Linked DNA regions of Mus musculus: regions 1, 2 and 4 are each linked to region 3. A link is a contact called in ENCODE POLR2A ChIA-PET data. All regions are on one chromosome and are shown on one strand. Each heading gives the region's core, a stretch centred on a gene start or an enhancer-like site at or near the end of the contact. The rest is flanking DNA. Distances are from core to core; before and after follow the strand shown. Region 1 holds the start of Fbf1 (Fas (TNFRSF6) binding factor 1). Region 2 holds the start of Tsen54 (tRNA splicing endonuclease subunit 54). Region 3 holds the start of H3f3b (H3.3 histone B). Region 4 overlaps Llgl2 (LLGL2 scribble cell polarity complex component).

Evidence for each region. ChIA-PET counts read pairs that join two places held with the same protein, here RNA polymerase II (POLR2A).
Region 1: POLR2A ChIA-PET joins it to region 3 with 19 read pairs in embryonic stem cell. The contact joins the promoter of Fbf1 here to the promoter of H3f3b in region 3. POLR2A ChIA-PET finds 5 or more read pairs at or near these places in 4 of 5 experiments (Patski and embryonic stem cell).
Region 2: POLR2A ChIA-PET joins it to region 3 with 29 read pairs in embryonic stem cell. The contact joins the promoter of Tsen54 here to the promoter of H3f3b in region 3. POLR2A ChIA-PET finds 5 or more read pairs at or near these places in 4 of 5 experiments (Patski and embryonic stem cell).
Region 4: POLR2A ChIA-PET joins it to region 3 with 37 read pairs in embryonic stem cell. The contact joins the enhancer-like site here to the promoter of H3f3b in region 3. POLR2A ChIA-PET finds 5 or more read pairs at or near these places in 4 of 5 experiments (Patski and embryonic stem cell).

What each region holds. Positions count from the first base shown.
Region 1 is chr11:116,166,882-116,169,956 of GRCm38, reverse strand. Fbf1 (Fas (TNFRSF6) binding factor 1) reads left to right here and starts at 1,779. Exons shown (of 31, transcript NM_172571.3): 1 at 1,779-2,405; 2 at 2,729-2,824.
Region 2 is chr11:115,813,364-115,816,738 of GRCm38, reverse strand. Tsen54 (tRNA splicing endonuclease subunit 54) reads right to left here and starts at 2,000. Exons shown (of 11, transcript NM_029557.1): 1 at 1,920-2,000; 2 at 1,660-1,824; 3 at 1,501-1,564; 4 at 1,329-1,412; 5 at 943-1,041. The coding sequence starts at 1,975. Caskin2 (CASK-interacting protein 2) reads left to right here and starts at 3,147. Exons shown (of 20, transcript NM_080643.2): 1 at 3,147-3,225.
Region 3 is chr11:116,022,957-116,026,103 of GRCm38, reverse strand. It overlaps H3f3b (H3.3 histone B), which reads left to right and starts at 1,600. Exons shown (of 4, transcript NM_008211.3): 1 at 1,600-1,725; 2 at 2,085-2,222; 3 at 2,326-2,479; 4 at 2,569-3,147. The coding sequence starts at 2,095. The coding sequence ends at 2,697.
Region 4 is chr11:115,836,804-115,840,336 of GRCm38, reverse strand. The region is part of intron 2 of Llgl2 (LLGL2 scribble cell polarity complex component); the gene reads right to left. Among named protein-coding and RNA genes, the nearest start is that of Llgl2, 15 kb to the right of the region's middle. Within about 2 kb of position 1,281, at least 1 of the 3 ENCODE cell types and tissues checked has a DNase peak (open chromatin) inside an H3K27ac peak, as active enhancers do.

The DNA.
Region 1 (3,075 bases), core at 530-3,029, 140 kb before region 3:
AGTGTGAGTTGGGGCTGGTGAGATGGCTCAGTGGGTAAGAGCACCCGACTGCTCTTCCAAAGGTCCAGAGTTCAAATCCCAGCAACCACATGGTGGCTCACAACCATCCGTAACAAGATCTGACTCCCTCTTCTGGAGTGTCTGAAGACAGCTACAGTGTACTTACATATAATAATAAATAAATCTTTAAAAAAAAAAAAAAAAAAAAAAGAGTGTGAGTTATCATTCCCAAGACACTCCTGTGCTTGGTCTGTGGTGTCCCTGAGAGAACCTGTGTCCCTCTTATGTGATGTCCCTGAGAGAACCTGTGTCCCTTTTATGTGATGTCCCTGAGAGAACCTGTGTCCCTTTTATGTGGTGTCCCTGAGAGAACCTGTGTCCCTCTTATGTGATGTCCCTGAGAGAACCTGTGTCCCTTTTATGTGATATCCCTGAGAGAACCTGTGTCCCTCTTATGTTATGTCCCTGAGAGAACCTGTGTCCCTTTTATGTGGTGTCCCTGAGAGAACCTGTGTCCCTTTTAGGCAGCACTGCTTGATTAGCTTCCGGCCGACATCATCCGTGGTATGGTTGCTTTCTCCTGAGTCTGTTCCATTTCCCTCCTACAAACTGTATACAAGATTCTCCCTCCCCTCCTCTTCCACCTCCTCCTCCTCCTCTTCCTCCCCCTTCCTCCTCTTCCTCCTCTTCCTCCCCTCTCCTCCTCCTCCTCTTCCTTCCCCTCCTCCTCCTCCTTTCTCCCCCTCCTCTTCCTCCTCCTCTTCTTCCTCCCCCTCCTCTCCCTCCTCCTCCCCCTCCTTGTCCTCCTCCTCCTCTTCCTTCTCCTCCTCTTCTTCCTTCTTCTCTTCCTCCTCCTCTTCCTTCTCTTCTTCCTCCTCTTCCTTCTTCCTTCTCCTCTCTTTCCTTGTAAGACAGGTGTATTAGCTGATTTTGTGTATAACCTGACACACCCTAGAGTCATCAGAGAGGAAAAAGCATCAGATGAGTAATTGCCTTCATGAGATCCAGCTGTAAAGCATTTTCTCAATTAGTGATCAATGGGGGAGGGCCTAGCCCATGGTGAGTGGTGCCATCCCTGGGCTGGTAGTCTTGGGTTCAAGGCACTAAGTTCTTTTCTATAAGAACACATGAAGTTGGGGAGGAAACAGCTATGGGAAGATTTGGAGCAGGTACAATAGTACAATGGAGGGTGGACTCGATCTAAACATCAGCACATATAAAACAATTTTTTAAAATTAAATTTGTAGAGAGTTGGAGCATCTGTGTTGGCAGAGCACCACCTTGCCTCTGGCTAGAGATTTATTTACTCCTTCTTTGGATTGCACCTAAGAAAGTGTGTTGTGTTAATTCCGAGACACTATTATGTAGCTGGTCTCAACAGCCAGTTTTGACCTAGGAAATTGACAATCTAGGTCTAGCCTAGGTTTCAAACGCTATGATTCTGGGCGTGGCATGTCCACTGTGTGCCTTTGTTGATAGTTTTGGGTCTTCTGACAGAGCAGCTTTGACCTTATGATTGATCAAGAAGAAGATCATGGTCACCAATTAGCCCTCCGAACTTGAGGAACTCCCTTGCACCTAGTCGGGAGATGCTTTCCCCGCGCTTCACGGGAGTGACGTTGAGACAGCTCCTAGCAACTCGCGGAGCATCCAACAGACGCCTTGCCCCCGCTGCGGGGCACGCTGGGAGATGTAGTCCTTCCGGTCAAGTCCTGTGGTTCGGCCCGCTAGTGAACGGGCGACGGACTACAGTTCCTAGAATCCTCCACGCCACCGTCTATTTGAGGCCAGAGGCTGCGAGGTGGGACTGTCGCCGGCGGAGAGGTGGTAGGCCTGGCCGAACGGAGCGCACTGAGTGGAGTCGGAACCCTGGGATCTGGTTGGGCTTGGTTTCCGTGGCCTTGTTTCTGAAAGGACAGCTCTTAACAGGGCCCCTAGGGACTAGGGAGAAGCTCGGCTGTGTCTGGATTCAGACGGGATGGGCGCGCGGGGGATGGAACATTGAGAGGCACAATGCCTGGCCTGGCGCTACACTCCGGGACCCGCTGTGGCTGAGGGGCGGGCTCGCGGATTTTAAAATGCCTTCATGGAGTTGGTTGAATATGTGAAGACGTGACAATATTCTGGAACACTTTGGCCATTACAAGCTGCCCCTAGAAAATGTACCCCCGGCCCTGTCTGGGAAGCTGCGACGGAATGCATAGGAGATAGCAGAAATTCTTTGATGTGATATGAGCGAAAACGCGTTTGGACTTGTAGATCGCTAAAGTTGCCATTGCACAGGAGAAACACAAGCATTCCCCTGTGTCCACAACCCCAGATACACTTTGCATTTTAATAAGAGACTAGGCACACCGAGAAGACAGATGAGCGCCCCAGCTGCCTTTCTTCCTAGGCACGTGAAGGTGGGTTTGGGTGAAGTGTAAGAGACAAAGAGGAGGTAGGAAATGCTGAGAAATTCTGTTCCCTGTATGAAATGTTTATCATATGTGAACTCACTGTCAGGCTTTGTGCTAGATGCAGCCTATAGAGAGTTTCCTGGCAAGGGATTTGAGTCCGGATGTGGTTTCTCTTTCCAAATGGCTCCACTTGTCACCACTTCCAGGGTAAAGGATATGGTCTACTTTTAAAATACTCTCCAAGCCAAGGAAAGGCCGATAAGTGAATAAGGAATCCTCATGTATTCTCTCTCCCTCCCACCCCTCCCCCAATCTGTTTCTTGCGGCAGGAGCTTACCCTAGCCCAAGAATTCACTATATATATCATTCAAGCTGGCCCCTAACTCAGCAATCCTGCTTCAGCCTCCCAAGTGCTGGGATTGCAGGTATGAAGCACTGCCTAACTTTTTCTTCTTTTTAAAATTTTAATTTTATGCGTATGGGTGTTTTGTCTGTGTGTCTGTCTGTGCACCACATGCATGTCTGGGCAATCAAAAAACACATCGATCCATTCATCTGTCCCCGATGGGAGTGACAGTTTGTAAGCCCCTATGGGTACTGGGGATCCAGTCCAGCTCAAATACTCATCTCTGTCTCTTTTGATTTGTTTGTCAGGGTTTTTCGGTGTAGCTCTGGC
Region 2 (3,375 bases), core at 751-3,250, 210 kb after region 3:
TGGGGACACAGGGTGCTTCGGCCCATCCACAGCAGCCGTGATTTGCTTTCTGTTCGAACAGAGCTGTGGTTTTTGCTAGCTGCAGATCGATTTTTGCAATTGTGTAATATTTGGGACTCTGGGAACTTTTCAGAGGGTACGTAAATGCTAAGGCCCCAAAAGGTGGGGTTGGTGGTTGTTGATTGTTCGGCGGAGTTGACTGCAGTTTGTCGGTAACGCTCAAAGAAGAAACGAGAGAGAAATTACACTCAGAGTCTCTCTCCCCTCTCTCCTCCTTTTTCTCCTATCGAGTGATAAGAGATGAAACCGGGGGCACAAAGGGTGGGAAAAAGAAGAACCCACAAAGTAGCAAAGACCAGTGACACAAAGCCATTTCCTCTACCACTCAAAACCTCCCTCCTATATGGCCCTAGGTTCCAAATCTTGGGACTGCATGGACCACATTCCATTTTAAGTATCATCCTCACCAGGCCTGCTGGTTCAAGGTTGTCATCCCAGCTACTAGAGAGTTTGAGCATAAACTCATGACCAGCCTGGGGTACAGAGTGAGTTCATGGCCAGCCTGTGCAATTTTGAAAGTCCCTATCTCAAAACATAAACAAGAGGGTAGGGGCTATACAGCTCAGTGCTGGAGTGTTTGCTAGCAGGCATGGGCTGCTGGCTTCACTTCCCAGAAGCACTAAAAATAAATAAGCAAATACCATCCTCAAAGGAGATTTCACTCTTTCAAGTCTATCTCCTCTTCTGGGCACACGTGTTGTTTAATAACTTATCAACAATACAAATCCCCCAAACCTGACAGTCTCCATTTGAATATAAGCCCGTGTGATCACAGGCTGTCTCACCTACAGCCCTGGCTTGTGGCTCTGTGTTCGAAGCCTCAAAGGCACCTGTCAGGACTCACTGACTTGGCAAATAAGAGTCACCTTGGGAGGCAGATACCTGGTACTGCAGGAAACTCAAGGTGTCCTCTGTCAGCAGCAGCTGGTATGCCTCTTGGATAGACAGTGGGAGGTCTTGGTAGAAGAGCTGAATCGAACCCTGGAAGTGGACCAAGAGCTTAGCTGTGTACCCTTCCTGCAGTGCCCAAGCCAGTCACCTTCTTGGCTCTGACCCTTTCCCCACACACTCAAGCATCACTGCATGACCAGGACAAACAATGAGAGGATTAGAACTCCCGCTGTCCAGTGGTATCCTCTTCTGTTCTCAAAGTCCACACATAACTTCACTGAAAACATAATTCTGAATTCCTCCTGGTCCACCAAACCGTATCCTTCCCATTCCATTAGTCGGGACCCCTTTCCCCACGCCTCCAGGACCCCACTTACACACTCCAGCAGATACAAAGCCTCTTCGGGGTGAAGTCGCTGCCGTCCTTCCTCTGAGTAGCCCATGGTCTGCCAGAATTTCCCCTGTGCGGCAGCAGACCAAGTGTCACAAAGCAGCTAAGCGGACAGAGGAAGGGGGTCCCCCAGCCGCGGAGATGCCCGGGCCGCTCACCGCAGGAGACGTCAACTCCACAAAGCCCTCTTCTGGTTTCCACTCCGCGGCCACCAAGCTGCCCCTGGCGAGGAGTGGGGAAGGGGCGTCTCGGTCTGCACGGGCAGTCCCCGGCCTCCGCCCACCCGGCCTGACCCGGCCCGGCCCAGCCCCTCTCACAGGCGCTCCACGCGCTCCTCCGCCAGCAGCTGCCACAGCTCTTGGCGACACAGGCGCAGCCGCTCCGCCTGGGCCTCCGAGCCGTCCGGGAGGAAGTCCTTGGGGCCATGCGACCGCTGTGGTAGCTTCTGGGACCGCGAGCGCGCGGCGCGGAGCTCCGAGGCGCTGGGGAGAGCCGGGAACACGTGATCAGCACAGAGGCCACCCCGCTCGCTCCCGGGTCCCACGCACCCCACGCCATCCCCCGGGCCGGGTAGCACCTGAGCACACGCCCCGCGGGAACCTCCACCGACCCGGGTTCGGGTTCGGGCTCCATCGGGCCGCTGTCTGCGGCTGCGCGCGCACCGCGAAGCCCCGCCCACCCCGGCATTCCGCGCGGTCCTAGCGCCTTCGACCCGCTCGCTCCTCGGGATCATAAAGCCACCCTCGAGCCTCGCGCCTTCCTACCTGCCCCGTGTGTGTCCTAACACCTGTCGGCACACGTGTACCCCGGGCCGCGGGACCCAGCTCGATGTGCAGGTTTCCAGATGTGCAAAAACTCACCTATTCCGTTTCCAGCGCTTCTGGGGGCTCCTCCCTTCTTTAGTATAACTTTACCTGGCTACTGGATGTAGCATGGATAATCAAATATGTTACTCTCATCTCTGCAGCCCTGAATGTCTTTGTGTCCTACCACCAGCAGGAAAGAGATGCGTAGAGAGAGGAGAGCAGTGAGCCCCCAGACACCAGCTTTGCAAACTGGAGGCCATATGGGAATGTTAGGAGTGGACCAAAGACTTATGGAGTTCCTTCACGGTGGGCCAAAAAAAAAAAATCTCTTCTTAGGGGCTCTGAAGCAGGGTTCAAAGGCCAGGGGTGGAGGCGCTGTCCGGCTCACACTGGTGCTGAATCGCCACCCCAGACTCCGAAAGCACCTCCTCGAGGCTGGGGTCCCCGCCGTGACATCCTGAGTCGCACTGACGCTCACCACTAGGTGGCACCGTTGCTCCAGCCAGCAGCTATAGGTCTCTGAGTGTGGACGAAGGTCGCTGCGGGCAACCCGGGAAAGGATGGGGCAAAGAGGAAGTGATCCCCACCCCTAGTGGGGGGGGGGGGTCCTCAGGTTCAACTGCCAAAACATCCTATTTTCTCTCCTATACATTCACACTTCACCTTTTGATCTAGACCAGAACCCAGTTCTCTCGGGATCCCCGGACAGGACACAGCAGCACGAAACCTCATCCACCCCGCCTCTCACCCGCCACTTTGCACCCCTAAGCAGCTTCACCTGCGCGCATGCGCTGATCCAACCAGTGGCTCGGCTCTGGACTGGCTGGCGGGGGCGGGGCCTAGTGAAGATGGGGCGGGGACCAGGGTGTTGATTGACAATCCAACTGTGCGGCCAGGACGGTCCCCGGCTCCCGATCCGGCGGGAGGGAGGGGGGAGGGGCGGGATTTCCTGCGGGAGGCGCCGAGCCGGCCTTGGAAAGGAGGAGAAAGGGGTTGCGGGGGACAGTGAGAACCAGAGTCCAGAGTGCCTGAGACTGAGCACAGCCAGCCGGACCCCCGGCGGGGCGGCCGGGAGAGGTGAGACTGCCGGGTCCCGGGCCAGGGGTCAGGACCCTTGAGAGCAGACGCAAACTAACTTTTCTTGTCTGATCGGCGGGCTCCTCCATCTCTCTGCTCCTTCCGCCTTCCTCGAGCCCCCCTTTTCGTTCTCCTCTATCTATTCCTCGG
Region 3 (3,147 bases), core at 351-2,850:
TCATGCAGTCGAATTAAATAGTTCAAGAAATATACAAGCAGGTAATTACTACTTCTTTGGTTGGTTTTTTTTTTTTTTTTTTTTTTTTTAAAGATTTATTTATTTATTATATGTAAGTACACTGTAGCTGTCTTCAGACACTCCAGAAGAGGGAGTCAGATCTCGTTAGGATGGTTTTGAGCCACCATGTGGTTGCTGGGATTTGAACTCCAGACCTTTGGAAGAGCCGTCGGGTGCTCTTACCCACTGAGCCATCTCACCAGCCCCCTTTGGTTGGTTTTTAAGACAGAGACTCACTAAGTAGCTCTGGCTATTCTGTAATTTCTATGTAGACCAGGTTGGCCTCAAAGCCACCTGCCTCTGTCTCCAGGTTGCTGGGATTAAAGAAATGTGTGTGCCAGCATGCCTGACAACTTCTTATTAACTCTAAGTACATTGAAATAAAATATTTTGTGATGGCCTGAATTAAACATGCAAAAATAGGTATTTGTTGTTTTGTTTTGAGACACGGTCTCCCTGGGTAGCTTTTGCTGGTGTGGTCCTGCCTTTAAACTCACATGGCTTTGCCTGCCTCCAGAGCGCTAGGATGCAAGGAACAGTCCCCTTTTGTTGTTTTTTGTTTTCTTGAAACTGTTTTATATATCCTAGACTGGCCTTGACTTAAGTAGCTGTGAATGACCTTGAATTTTGGATCCTGATTCCATCTCTGATATTACCTTCATGCACCTGGAGCTTGGTTTATGTAGTCCTGGAGAAAAAACAAACAAACCAGGATTTATAAAAGACAAGATCTCTGTAGGTAGGTCTGCTTGGCCTGGAACCCCCCACCCCCTGTGGATCAGGCTGGCCTCATGTTCACAGAAATCTGCTTGCCTTTGAGCTTCCTAAAAGCTGAGATTAAAGGCCTGCAGCACCACCCAACTCGGAAATAATTTTTTTGAATTTTGATTCTTTGTGTCTATTACCCTTCCCCATCAAACAATTGCTTTATGCTTTAGAATGTGTATGCATTTACAGTGCACAAAACACTATATGCTGTAAGATGACTGACTGGATTACATTTCTCATACTATATTAAACGATGAAAATTACAGAAAGTAAATTATTCAGGGAATAATTTCATCCTACATTAAAATAATAGTAATAATTACTATTATTATATTTACGCAAAATCTCTCTAAAATGGTCTCTTGATGCAAAAAAGTCGTAGACTCTTGCCGACCCAACTTTCTTAAATTCCAGGAGACTAGTGCAATTCATTTGCATTGACTTTCTATTGTAGAGCTTTGGAACCAAGAGAAGGATCCAAACATAGCTCCATTTTATCCAATCAGAAGAGCTCCCTAGTGCTAAACTCTGATTCGTCTGTTCCTCTTTGCATCCAGCCAATCCTGAAGCAATTGTAACAGCCAATCAGTGGCCTGAACACCGGCCAATCAGGAAACGGCCCCGAAGTACGGCCTTTGTGTCGGGAGATGTCAGCGCGTCGGCGAAAGCTCCCGCCAATCGAAAAAGTCGTTGGTGTATGCAAATCAGGGTTCTGTGACGCACTGACGCAGCGTGCAGCGTCTCTATAAATATGGAGGCGTCGGGGGGCTTGGAGCGCAGAGCGGTTTGGTCGTTCGTTGGTGGAGTATCTGCCCGTTCTGCTCGCCGATTGCGGCTCTTGTTCGAGCGCTTCCAGCGTCGCCTCGGTCTCAGCAAGGGCCCCAGACTCGGCTTTGGGTGAGTTCGCGGCTCTGCCGGCGGCCGGAGCCTCCCTGGCTTTTAGGACCGCGGTCGCTGGCAGCCGACGGTCTGGTCGGTGAGGCAGCCCGGGAGGTCGAGTTCGGTCGCGTTCCGCCACCTCCGTCCTGTCTGCTTCCCGGTGGTGACTCACAGGTCCCGCCGCGGTGTTTCCGGCCGCCCGTGGAGCGGGAAGTTGCTCCTCCCCGCGCTCCCCCTCCCGGGGGAGGCCGCAGCCCGGCGCAGCCTGAGTCATTAGGGGAGGGGGAGGAGGCGGCGGCCGCCATCTGCTGCGGCGAGGAGGGGCGCCTGGCAGCCGGAGCCCGGTGACCTGGCCTTGAACGTCGCTTGTCTCGCAGGTGAAAAAAAATGGCCCGAACCAAGCAGACCGCTAGGAAGTCCACCGGTGGGAAAGCCCCCCGCAAACAGCTGGCCACCAAGGCGGCTCGGAAAAGCGCGCCCTCTACCGGCGGGGTGAAGAAGCCTCACCGCTACAGGTAGGCAGAGGGCTGGGAACAATGACTTGGCCGCCGGCTTGCGGGCGGGCGCTCTCTCCCTTCTCCCTGACCGTTGACGCCTTCCTTCTTCTGGTGACTGCAGGCCAGGGACCGTGGCTCTGAGAGAGATCCGTCGTTACCAGAAATCGACTGAGCTGCTCATCCGGAAGCTGCCATTCCAGAGATTGGTGAGGGAGATCGCCCAGGATTTCAAAACCGACTTGAGGTTTCAAAGTGCAGCCATCGGTGCCCTTCAGGTAAAGGGACAAAAGGCTTGGTGGCACTCGGGGCGGCGGCTTGATTGCTCCAGTAGGAGTGTTAATGCTGTTGCTCTTGTCCTCAACAGGAGGCTAGCGAAGCATACCTGGTGGGGTTGTTTGAAGATACCAATCTGTGTGCCATCCACGCCAAGAGAGTCACCATCATGCCCAAAGACATCCAGTTGGCTCGCCGGATACGGGGGGAGAGAGCTTAAGTTGAAGCGGTTTTTATGGCATTTTGTAGTAAATTCTGTAAAATACTTTGGTTTAATTTGTGACTTTTTTTGTAAGAAATTGTTTATAATATGTTGCATTTGTACTTAAGTCATTCCATCTTTCACTCAGGATGAATGGGAAGAGTGACTGACTGTTCACAGACCTCAGTGATGTGAGCACTGTGGCTCAGGAGTGACAAGTTGCTAATACGCAGAAGGGATGGGTGATACTTCTTGCTTTTCATGATGCATGTTTCTGTATGTTAATGACTTGTTGGGTAGCTATTAAGGTACTAGAATTGATAAATGTGTACAGGGTCCTTTTGCAATAAAACTGGTTATGACTTGATCCAAGTGTTTAACCATACATCACTGTGATAGAATGTGGGCTTTTTCAAAGGTTGAAGATACAAGTTTTAGCCACAGTGTAACAGTTTCCTTTAAAAAAAA
Region 4 (3,533 bases), core at 32-2,531, 190 kb after region 3:
CAAAGGCCAGTTGAGAACAGGCACCCAGTCAGGCTCACCAGAATGACATTCAGGATGCCCTGAGCAGTGTGTCCTTGGACTGAACACGAGGCATCTTGTGAATACAGAGTGTGTGTTCTGATTGCTCACCCCAGTGTGAGAACTGTCCCTAGGCTGCGGCTGGCTGCTAGGGTCCTTAGTATTCTGCAGTGTGCCCCCGCCCCCAGGGCATCTTATCCAGCTGACAACACTGAGGGACCAAGGCTCTCTCAAAAGCAAAACAAGGGACATAGGCTCCCATGACTTTCCCTGGACAGGGCCCACATGAGCTGACTCCTTAGAGGAGGCCAAGCCAGGCCTGAGCCCTGTGAGCCCTGTGGGTGGGGCACACGGAAGGCTCAGTGGCCCCTGCTGGGATAAGAAGGAAGGATGTGGCTCAGAACCCAGGGAGGAAACAAGGAGGAACTAGGAAGCCTGGGTGTGTCCTGGGGAAAGCAGGGAAGGGAAGGTCCCAACTACCCGGCACCTAAGTGCCCTGCCCACACTGGTGTCCCTTCCACAGCAGCTAAGACTCTTGTAAACTTTCAAGGTTCGGAGTCCCCTGAGTGTAAGTTCTACATGCTAGTAATCCCCCGCCTTAGTTAGGTCCCTAAAGGGTGAGGTGGCCTTTCTCAAAGGAGCCGCCCACAGAGTGTTGTGGAGCCGCCAAGAGAGTGTCCTGTCCCCTCCCCCCTGTAATCCAGAGCACGTGGGCAGCAGGTAGAGCCTGGGGATACCCCAAGCATAGGATTCCCAGACCCCAGAGAACTCTAAAACAAGAAGGTGGACCAACGCTCTGCAGTTCTCCCTCCCGTTGTCTCCTCAGCCTCTGTCCTGTCCTGTCCTGTCCTGCTACCTGGGCTCAGGTGACCTCTGCTAAGGGAGAAGAGAACAATGGGCTCTTTTGACAGGGAAAGGAGAGCAAAGATGAACAGAAGCCGCCAGACTGTAATATTAGCCCAAGTCCCTGTCAGATTGTGAGAGGTGGGGGTGGGTGGGTAGCGGGTGTTGCCCTTCACCCTTACACTCAGCTGGGGAGGACTGTCCTCCAAGCCCACGGCTTTGGGGACCCTGTAGTGTCTGTCAGGGGCTGAGAGGAGAGCTCCCAGAAGCTGCTGAGGGCCTCAGGAGGGAGGAGGGAGGAGGGAGGAGGGGCAGATCCACCTGCCTGCAGTGGCTCTGCCAGATACTGGGTGTGGTAAGCTCAGATTCCTGGCCCAAGCAACTTGGCCTCTCTGTGTGGTTGTCATCTGACACTGGTGCCCATGTAGGCAAAAGCCACAACAAAACGATGTGGTCTGGGCTGGGCGGGCCTAGTTGGTTAGAAACACACCATTTATTTGATTTGGGAGGTGTGGTGGTGGGGAGGGTTCTGAGGGGGGTGTGTTATTCTGCAGCAGTCCAGCGCAGGCACCTAGGCCTAGGTCTGCTCACACTGGGGTGTGGCTACTAGTGGGTGCCTGGGTTTCACCAGAGGGGCAAGCAGGCCCCAAACAATGTTCAAGGAGCAGGGTTTCACTAAGACCAGGACGTCCGTCCAGCCCCTGAGGTAGTCCCTGTTCCCTTAGCTAGTCTTCAGTGGGAACCTAAGCTGCCTGACTGGGTTGGAGGTGAGTGTGCTAAGAGGGTACAAGTGGTAGACAGCAGGTAAAGACACTGAGCTCCGAGCAAACCATGCTACTTGATGCTGCCCATAAGAAGCGATTGAACATGGGGCTGGAGAGATGGCTCAGCAGTGAAAAGCACTTGCTGCTCTTGCAGAGGACACAGAACCAGTTCCAGCACCCACATGATGGGACACAGCCATCCCTAACTCCAGTTCCAGGAGCTTCTGATCTCTGGAAGCACCAGCCACGCATGTGGTGCCCATACATACATGAAGGCATAACATGCATACATATAGGAAACAAACTAAAATAAATAGAGCCATGAAACCTGTCCACTGCACCAGCCTCCATTAGGGTGCTTAGCAACCCCACTTCACGGAAGAGGAAACTGAGGAATAGACAGGCTAATCAATGTCTACATGGTCACGTGGTGAGAGCTGAATCAGAACCAAGGCCCGGCTATATGGCTCCAGTTCCCTGCCCCAACCACTGTTAACACCCAGCCCTGATGCCTGGCACCCAGCCCCTGAGCTAGACTTGGTCCCCTGGCAGCCAGCCCCTTTTTCTGGTCATGGTCACAACTCCTGGCCAAGGACAGGTAACCCTCATGGCCCTAGCTAGGGCAGCGTCCCCGTTTTGTGTGAGGCATCTTGCTGGCTCTGTGGAAAGGCCTAGAACTGGTTTAGAAGCTGGGATCTGTAAGCTGTTTGGGCATCTGTCGTGTGGCGGGCGATGCCACTGTTCTGTTGTTGCACGCATTGCCCACGACACGCTGCCTGACAGCCTGACCTTCAGGGTGGCACTCCCAGATGTGACCACACCGTGAGTAGCCACTGTGCAGGCGCGGACCCTAACCTGCACATGAGGAATTCCTGTGTGGAGTCTGACAACAGCCCATGCACCTTTGATTCTGTGGCGTTTAGCCAAGCACTCGGTGGACACACGTGTACAGCCCTTCACGTCACGCTGGCTCTGTTTACGTCTCCCTCAACCTAAATCGAAATCTAAGATCATCTCCATTCTAGAGCTGTGCCAAGGCCTCACAGTGAGTGAATGGGGCTATCAGGTGCTAGGTCAATACTCGTCATTGGACTAGATGCTTCACCATGATCCTGTTCTCATCAAAATGGTCAGAGTGACCGGGCACAGTGGGGTATACCGTGAGCCTTTAATCTTAGTATTTGAGAGGGTTGGCGTTAGGTGGAGGCAAGTAGATCTCTGAATTGAAGGCTAGCCTGGTCTACATAGCAAACTCCAGGCTAGCCAAGGCTACATAATGAGACCTTGTCTTCAAAAAAGTCCAGGTGCAACACTCCTCTAAATAAATTTTTACTGCTCCTGGCTGAGACCCCACAGTCCTCCTGAATGCTCACTTTCCTGCTTTATCCACCCCCCCCTCCACACACACTCACACTGCACCCTCCCATTCTAGACATTCTCAGAGGAGAGCAACTAGAAGCCCCGGGTGTCAACTGACAATGGCTGGAGACATTTTGTGTGATATCATCTGGGCAGAGGCAGGGGACTGGCATCTGGCCAAACTAGGGTGCTGCTAACTACAGCGCCCAGGACAATTCTCTCAGCACAACAGGCCCCAGACATCGCCAGTGAGGAGGGTGAGAAACCCTGCTCAGGCATTCTATGATGTACAGAAGGAAACCCGGGTTACCTTTTCTAAAGGTCAATGGGACACCTGCTGCCTTGATCAAAGCCCCTCGGGGATACAGCATTCCCCTGGACCATGGGGCGAGTGGCTGCCATGGATAAGACTCTTCAGGGTCTCAAGTACTCCGGAATCTGACTTTACCCTCAAAGCACACCCTGCCGGCACCAGCAAACCCTCAGAACCTTGACGTCTCAATTGGTGCAAGCAGCTCCTCCCTCCCATTTACCCCCTAGACAAAGAAT